2 separate regions of the Homo sapiens genome follow, and region 1 is linked to region 2. Evidence: read pairs that join two places in POLR2A ChIA-PET (ENCODE). Cell type or tissue: PC-9. All regions are shown on one strand. Links, peaks and the distances in the headings refer to the core of each region. The heading gives the core; the rest is flanking DNA.

The links. Peaks named below come from ENCODE experiments on the same cell type or tissue, not always from the same donor. Only the 100,000 strongest peaks of a DNase experiment are listed, where the experiment ranks them.
Region 1: POLR2A ChIA-PET joins it to region 2 with 6 read pairs; 3 of 35 experiments call an interaction of 5 or more read pairs at or near these places.

Annotation. Positions count from the first base shown.
Region 1 is chr7:12,673,248-12,677,653 of GRCh38, reverse strand. LOC105375157 (a long non-coding RNA gene) reads left to right here and starts at 2,064. Exons shown (of 3, transcript XR_927043.2): 1 at 2,064-2,244; 2 at 2,883-2,985; 3 at 3,354-3,618. RefSeq lists an enhancer at 1,371-2,570. In PC-9, for the core only: a CTCF peak has its summit at 2,594; a DNase peak (open chromatin) is centred at 2,549.
Region 2 is chr7:12,770,549-12,774,954 of GRCh38, reverse strand. No RefSeq gene overlaps it. Among named protein-coding and RNA genes, the nearest start is that of ARL4A, 85 kb to the right of the region's middle. In PC-9, for the core only: no CTCF peak of the experiment used is centred there; no DNase peak of the experiment used is centred there.

The sequences.
Region 1 (4,406 bases), core at 287-4,286, 97 kb after region 2:
TCATATTGCGTGTGTTAGTGTGTGTGTGTGTGTGTGTGTGTGTGTGTGTGTGATCGTTTGTACCTAATGGAAGTGGAGGAGTTGACCAGGTGAAGCAGGTGATAATGTGGAAGACAAAGGATAAATCAAGTAATTTTAGGATATCCTTGTTAACCTTCTGTCTTGTTGATCTGTCTAATATTGACAGTGGGGTGTTAAAAGTCTCCCATTATTATTGTGTGGGTGTCTAAGTCTCTTTGTAGGTCTCTAAGGACTTGCTTTATGAATCTGTGTGCTCCTGTATTGGGTGTATCTATATTTAGGGTAGTTAACTCTTCTTGTTGAATTGATCCCTTTACCATTATGTAATGGCTTTCTTGTCGCTTTTGATCTTTGTTGGTTTAAAGTCTTTATCAGAGACTAGGATTGCAACCCCTGCTTTTTTTTTTGCTTTCCATTTGCTTGGTAGATCTTCCTCCATCCCTTTATTTTGAGCCTATGTGTGTCTCTGCACATGAGATGGGTCTCCTGAATACAGCACACTGATGGGTATTGATGCTTTATCCAATTTGCCAGTCTGTGTCTTTTAATTGGAGCATTTAGCCCATTTACATTTAAGGTTAATATTGTTATGTGTGAATTTGATCCTGTCATTATGATGTTAGCTGGTTATTTTGCTCGTTCGTTAATGCAGTTTCTTCCTAGCATCGATGGTCTTTACAATTTGGCATGTTTTTGCAGTGGCTGGTACTGGTTTTTCCTTTCCATGTTCAGTGCTTCCTTCAGGAGCTCTTGTAAGGCAGGCCTGGTGGTGACAAAATCTCTCAGCATTTGCTTGTCTGTAAAGGATTTTATTTCTCCTTCACTTATGAAGATTAGTTGGGCTGGATATGAAATTCTGGGTTGAAAATTCTTTTTTTTTTAAGAATGTTGAATATTGGCCCTCACTCTCTTCTGGCTTGTAGGGATTCTGCCAAGAGATCTGCTGTTAGTCTGACGGGCTTCCCTTTGTGGGTAACCTGACCTTTCTCTCTGGCTGCCCTTAACATTTTTTCCTTCATTTCAACCTTGGTGAATCTGACAGTTATGTGTCTTGGGGTTGCTCTTCTAGAGGAGTATCTTTGCAGTGTTCTCTGTATTTCCTGAATTTGAATGTTGGCCTGCCTTGCTAGGTTGGGGAAGTTCTCCTGGATAATATCCTGAAGAGTATTTTCCAACTTGGTTCCATTCTCCACATCATTTTCAGGTACATCAATCAAATGTAGATTTGGTCTTTTCACATAGTCCCATATTTCTTGGAGGCTTTGTTCATTTCTTTTTATTCCTTTTCTGTAAACTTCTCTTCTCGCTTTATTTCATTAATTTGATCTGCAATCACTGATACCCTTTCTTCCACTTGATCAAATCAGCTATTGAAGCTTGTGCACGCGTCACATAGTTCTCATGCCATGGTTTTCAGCTCCATCAGGTCATTTAAGGTCTTCTCTACACTGTTTATTCTAGTTAGCCATTCATCTAATCTTTTTTTCAAGGTTTTTAACTTCCTTGCGATGGGTTCGAACATCCTCCTTTAGCTCGGAGAAGTTTGTTATACCGACCTTCTGAAGCCTACTTCTGTCAGCTCGTCAATCTCAGACTGCTGCGCTAGGAGTGAGCAAGGCTACATGGGTGTGGGACCTGCTGAGCCAGGTGCAGAATATAATCTCCTGGTGTGCCATTTGCTAAGACCAATAGAAAAGCACAGTATTAGGGTGGGAGTGTCCTGATTTTCCAGGTACATGGCTTCCCTTGCCTAGGAAAGGGAAATCCCCTGATCCCTTGTGCTTCCCGGGTGAGGTGACACCCCACCCTGCTTTGGCTCACCCTCCGTGGGCTGCACCCACTGTCCAACCACCAATGAGATGAATCAGGTACCGCAGTTGGAAATGCAGAAATCACCTGTCTTCTACGTCATTCACACTGGGAGCTGCAGACTGGAGCTGTTCCTGTTCGGCCATCTTGGAATGGAATCTGGAGATCTTTTTATCATTGAGCATAAGGTTCTAGAAGCTGGATTTTACAATTTTCCACTCAGATCTACTTAATCAGATTATCTCAAGGTAAGGTCTTTAGAAACTAATAGAACAAGAAGTAACTGGAAATCACTGACTGAAGCTGTCAGAAGTTGGTGCAGGATAAATTTCAAGTCACTGATAAGATGGAATGTAGGTGATAATACTAAAGAAGACAGAAGACGGAAACTTGGAGAAAAGCCTATATTTTCAGGTTCACAGAATTTTTAAAAACCAGATTGCTTTGTACAATTCTTTAATTGTTGGGAGGGAGTCAGAAGAGATGGTGCCAGGTACAGGTGCGTTTACTCTGGCAGGGGAGACTGCTTCTCTACTATGCTTACAATCCAGGCCAGTATGAATCCATATTGTGATCTTTGTCTACAGAACTAAAAGAGGGCTTGGACAGAGGTGGAGGAAGAAGGAGTTGCAACTGCTCAGCTGTATTGACAGCAGGACTGTATGTAGGTCTTACTTTCACTTGTAGTGAATGTAGGTCATCCCTAGCACAGAAGGTTGTGTTGCGAAAAGCAAAACAAGCTTTCAGGGAAGATTCAAGATAGGAGTGGTAAGTGCGCCCTCTTTAGGTTGTGCAGGATCAAAGGAAGAATCAAACAGGACTGCAGATCTCATAGTTTCTACCACTAGTTCCAAACCGGGCAATTGATAAGCGTTTAGAAAAGATTTATAGAATGAATAAATGAGCAAATTAAGTGTGCCTTAGAATCTTTGTGCCTCATTTTTCTTACTGGGTTGTTCTGGGGAGAATGAATGAAGTTGCTGTAGCTGTAATATGAATAATTGTTAGATAAAATAGTACTTTATTGATATATGATTACTTTTACTTTTTAGGTTTCTGAAGATCACAGAACTTAACTAAAACAACATATTTGTCATAAGCAATTAAGATTTAAGCATTACTCTAGACTACGGAATTCTTTTTGGTGTAAAGCAGGTAAACTGAGCAATGATGCAGCATAGTTTCTGATCTAGTGAAGAGAAAGATAAAATCGCTGGCTATCTGCAAGTAATTTAATGACCAAACTGAGATCTAAATTTGACATTTGAAAAAAAAATTAGAATTTCTCTAAAAACCAACATATGTTAAATAAATGAATGCAAGGCAGTTAGTTTACAGGGTTTTTTTTTTAGTTTCTCGCATTTATCAATTATCCTCAAAACTGTCCTCTAGGGAAAGCAAGATCTGTGCGATTTACCATTATTTTATAAATGAGGAAACTGAGGCTTAGTTAGGTTAAGAGATTTACTTGCTGAAGATTACTAAACTAGTAATTTTTGGATCTGTAACTTGGCTTACTTCAGGTAAAAGCTCTGTCCTGATTACACACTGACCCGCTTTGGGATGTGGAATGCAGGTAACTCATCATGAGTCAAGGAAGGAAGAAGATTCTTTCAGAAAGTTTCAACTATGACAGATGAAGGCAGAAAAAAAAATATGGAAGGTCAACATATTCTTGTTTTGAAAGTACATTTCCTGTTTTTAGCACAATTATCCCTTAGTATGCTTCATTTATCATAAAGATGTAATGTTAAAGGATTAATAACTAACAGTCTGGAATCTTTGAGAATCGGCAGCAAATTGATGACATACTCAATCCAGAAGAATGTTATGGTCTTAAGGCATCCAGATGTAGTTTCAAAATCAGGGAATGAAATAAAGTCTAAAGTTTAACACTCACAAGAGAAATAACTGATGTTGGGGACTGTCATGCTATCTTCTATTTAAAGGTAACTGCCTAGTAGTAGAAAATGTGATTATCTTTTTTTTTTTTTTTTTTTTTTTTTTTTGAGACACCGTTTGGCTCTGTCGCCCAGGCTGGAGTGTAGTGGTGCAATCTCAGCTCACTGCAACTTCTGCCTCCTGGGTTCAAGCAATTGCTTTGCCTCAGCCTCCTGAGTAGCTGGGACTACAGGCGCGCACTGCCATGCCCGGCTAATTTTTGTTTGTGTTTTAGTAGAGACAGGGTTTCACCGTGTTGCCCAGGCTGGTTTCCAACGCTTGAGCTCAGGCAATCTGCCCACCTTGGTCTCCCAAAGTGCTAGGATTACAGGTGTGAGCCAACACACCTGGCCAAAAATGGGATTATCTTAATGCCCCATGTGATCACCAAATATTAAACCTATATGAGTCTTTGTATTTTCCTTAGAACAGCAACTCTCTATGACATAAATTGAAAATGTATTTGGTGGCTCATTTAAATTCAGAGTCAATGTGATTCTTCAGAAACTTTAAAGATTAAATGAGCCTGAGAGACTGATAAATCAATTCTGTTGTAAATAATATCTTAAGACATTAGATAGAAAGGTTGTACAAAGCCAGATTTTCAAACATTTCAGTAATTCTGCAATTAAACT
Region 2 (4,406 bases), core at 158-4,157:
TGTAAGTGGGTTTTTTTTTTTTTTTTGGTAGAATAATTTTTTTTTCTTTTGGATATATACCCAGTAATGAGATTACTGCGTCAAATGGTAGTTCTGCTTTAAATTCATTGAGAAATCTCCAAACCGCTTTCCATAGAAGTTGAATTAATTTACATTGCCACCAAATATGCATAAGTGTTCCCTTCTCTCAATAGCCTCACGAACATCTGTTATTTTTTGACTTTTTAATAATAGTCATTCCGACTAGTGTGAGATGGTATCTCGTCGTGGTTTTGATTTGCATTTCTCTGGTGATTAATGATGTGGAGCAATTTTTCATATGTTTGTTGACTGCTTGTGTGTCCTTTTGAGAAATATCTGTTCATGTCTGTTGCCCACTTTTTAATAGGGTCATTTGTTTTTTGCTTGTTCAGTTGCTTAAGTTCCTTAAAGATTCTGGATATTAGACTTTTGTCAGATGTATAGTTTGTGAGTACTTTCTCTTATTCTCTAGGTTGTCTGTTTACTCTGTTGATATAATAGTTTCTCTTGCTGAGCAGAAGCTCTTGAGTTTAATTAGGTCCTTCTTGTCAATTTTTGTTTTTGTTGCAGTTGCTTTTGAAGACTTAGTCATAAATTATTGCCAAAACCAATGTCCAGAATGGTGTTTCCAAGGTTTTCTTCTAGGATTATTATAGTTTGAGGTCTTACATTTAAATATTTAATCCATTTTGAGTTACTTTTTGTATATGGTGTAAGGAAGGAGTCCAGTTTCATTCTTCTGCATATGGCTAGCCAGCTATCCCAGCACCACTTATTGAATAAGAAGTCTTTTTCTCATTGCTTATTTTTGTTGATTTTGTTGAAGATCAGGTAGCTGAAGGTGTGCAGCTTTATTTCTGGGTTCTCTATTCTGTCCCATTGGTCTATGCATCTGTTTTTGTATCAGTACCATGCTGTTTGGGTTACTGTAGCCTTATAGTATAGTTTGAAGTCAGGTAATGTGATGCCTCTGGCTCTGTCCTTTATGTTTAGGATGCTACTTGGGCTCTTTTTTGGTTCCATACAAGTTTTAGAATGGTTTTATTCTAATTCTGTAAAAAAAATGACATTAGTAGTTTGATAGGAATATCATCGAATTGATAAATTCCTTTGGGCAGTGTGACCATTTTAGCGATATTGATTCTTCCAAACCATAAACATAGGATGTTTTCCATTTGTTTATGTCATCTCTGATTTCTTCAGCAGTGTTTTGTATTTCTCCTTGAGGAGAGATCTTTCACCTCCTTGGTTAGATGTATTCTTAGGTATCTGTGTGTGTGTGTGTGTGTGTGTGTGTCTGCGTGTGTATTTGAGTGTCTATCGTAAATGAGAATACATTCTTGATTTGGCTCTCAGCTTGAACGTTATTGGTATATAGAAATGCGACTGATTTTTCTAGATTTATTTTGTATCCTGAAACTTGACTGAAGTTGTTTATCAATTCAAAGAGCTTTTTGGTAGAATCTAGGGTTTTCCACGTATAAAATTATATTGTCAATGAAGAGAGATATTTTGACTTATTTTCCTGTTTGAATGCCTTTTATTTCTTTCTCTTGCCTGATTGCTCTGTCTAGCACTTTCAGAACTATGTTAAATAAGAATGACAAGAGCAGGCATCCTTGTCTTGTCATAGTTCTCAAGGGGAATGGGAAGCTCATTTTTAATGTCTTATTCTAAGACTTTTGGTACAATGCAAAGTCAGCTTGCAGGTCCAGCCCTCTTTAAACATAGCAACTTTTTAAAAATGTTTTTTTAATTGAACATTTTGCAGTTTTTAACATTTAAAAACAAGGGGTGTCAGATAAAAATCTAGATATCTGGCTTATTTTGACAAAAGAAGGATCATTTCTGGTGCCATTGCTAAACCTGTCAGGGGTGTGTAAACCAGAGCAATTCCATCTTGAACAGGAGCTGGGTAAAATGAGGCTGAGACCAACAGGGCTGCATTCGCAGACAGTTAAGGTATTCTAAGTCACAGGATGAGATATGAGGTCAGCACAAGATACAGGTCATAAAGACCTTGCTGATAAAACCAGTTCCAGTAAAGAAGCTAGCTAAAACCCACTAAAACCAAGATGGTGACAAGAGTGACCTCTGGTCGCCCTCACTGCTACACTGCCACCAGCGCCATGACAGTTTACCAATGCCGTGGCAACATCAGGAAGTTACCCTATATGGTCTAAAAAGGGGAGGCATGAATAATCCACCCCTTGTTTAGCAAATAATCAAGAAATAACCATAAAAATGGGCAACCAGCGGTTTTCGGGGCTGTTCTGTCAATGGAGTAGCCATTCTCTTATTCCTCTACTTTCTTAATAAACTTGCTTTCACTTTACTCCATGGACTTGCCCTGAATTCTTTCTTGTGCGTGACCAAGAACCCTCTCCTGGGATCTGGACTGGGGACCCCTTTCCTGTAACAGACCCACTTTCCTTAGCTTCTTCATTTTCCCCACATGCCAATAATCTGCTAGAGCTGCCCTTTTTATGACTGCTTCCTTAATGTTATCCTTGGTCTCTCGAAATCATTGTACTTGACCCACTTCCCTCAGAGTAACCTGCATGGCTCCCAAAGATATTTGAGTTTGAGAATCTGGCTTAAATATTTTTTGAACAATCACAAATGGACTGGAGTTCTGACACTTTATAAGATTCTATCATAATTTATACCAAATGATACGAACCCATGTAGTTTGCTGTTTTTAAAGTAGCACTACAGAGAGCAAAATAAGTACTAAATACATCTATTTAAAATTACATCTAATATGTCTTTGTACCAATAATTGAGTAGTAACATGCCCTCTTGCTCAAAAATAAATCTCAGTGTTAGACGTGGGTGGATACTTAATCTAACTTTTTTGCCTGCTATATTTCACATTCTTTCCCTGGGAGTAATGTGCAACCATATGCCCAAGTAATAAATAATATGATAGGAAACAAATATCTATATTATGACAAAATGACAGTCACTAATGCTAATGGGATTTTATAACACAATACACAGGAAAGAGAGAGTGATCCGGCCCCTGAGGTAAAGCCTTAAAGGAATTCATTTTCCTATCACCACTGAGAATACTTTCTATCATGGAATGAAAGGCACTAAAATAAATTGGCAAAATGAAACCTCTCTGCATATGGTGTTTACTCAGAAGGGTGAGGTGCCAAAGAGACTGTCAGCCACAGCAAGTTGGACCTTTACTGCCACGATGTCATTTAAAGAGCTGCCCTGACAAAGCCTCAGCCTTCTGCGTCCATTAGACTCAGTGTGAAAGGTCTCCATTCACTTGCCAGCTGGCGTAGTAGACCATCGTCTAAAGATGTGAACGGTTACAGCCCTGGCCTCGCTGCAACTGGAAACCAAAGAGACGATTAATTATGGATGGAATGCAGCCAGGCAAGGCTGCAATTGTAATCAAATGAGACCACACTGAGGAAAAATAACATTTTATCCTGCACTTGGTAACTCACAGATAGATTTATGACTATACTGCCAGTTGGAGATAAAGTAAAAATCAATCATATTATTCATATGAGTAACATAAGCAAGTACTAGCAAAACAAAAAATATGTTTCCTACGATTGTGTTGCAGATACTTCATTTATATCCAGCTTTATTCAGCAGAATCACACATCCACAACTTTTTTTTCTTTTAATGAAAGCTGAGAAATAAACTATCCACTGGAACTGTAATGAAGAGATCTGCGAACTTTCTGCATTCAAAGCCTTCATTGCAAAAATATATTACAATATTTCCTGTTTTATTGCCTTGCTCATATTTTATTACAACTCTATTGCATATCGAAATGTGCAGCCTAGAAGCTACAGGATATCCACAGTCAACAAATAGAACAGCTTGTTCATTATGTCCATGAATAGTCAAAAAGTTAAAAAGAATGCTAATTCTATGCAGTAAAAAGCTTAAAAACGTATGTTTCTTTTAAAGCACAATTGGAATGTCAAACTAGTTCTGTAAAAGAAGGAGCATCATTAGCTTCACATTCCCCAAAAGAGCTGGTCATTGTTTGGAAGATTCATTTGTCAAACTAAATAGAGAAACTGCAATCATAGATTACAGGTTAATGGGGATGGATGCATGTCTCATGGACTAGAATCAGTTACTATCTAGCCAAGTCCTACTTCACTTAAAAAAAGAAAGAGAAGCCATCAGGTGGTGTTGCACTTGTGGTATGCACTTATCCATTAGGAGCAAAACTGACATGTTCTTTTTTAAAGTCCCTTAAAATGTGGCTGTGTTATGTAGAAGTTCAAGTAACTTTGGCAATTAAAATGACAACGTATACATATTTAACCCAAAGATATGTAAAGTACCTGGAGTACTAAGACCTTCAAATCAACAGCCTAGGAGATTCTACATAGAAACAGGA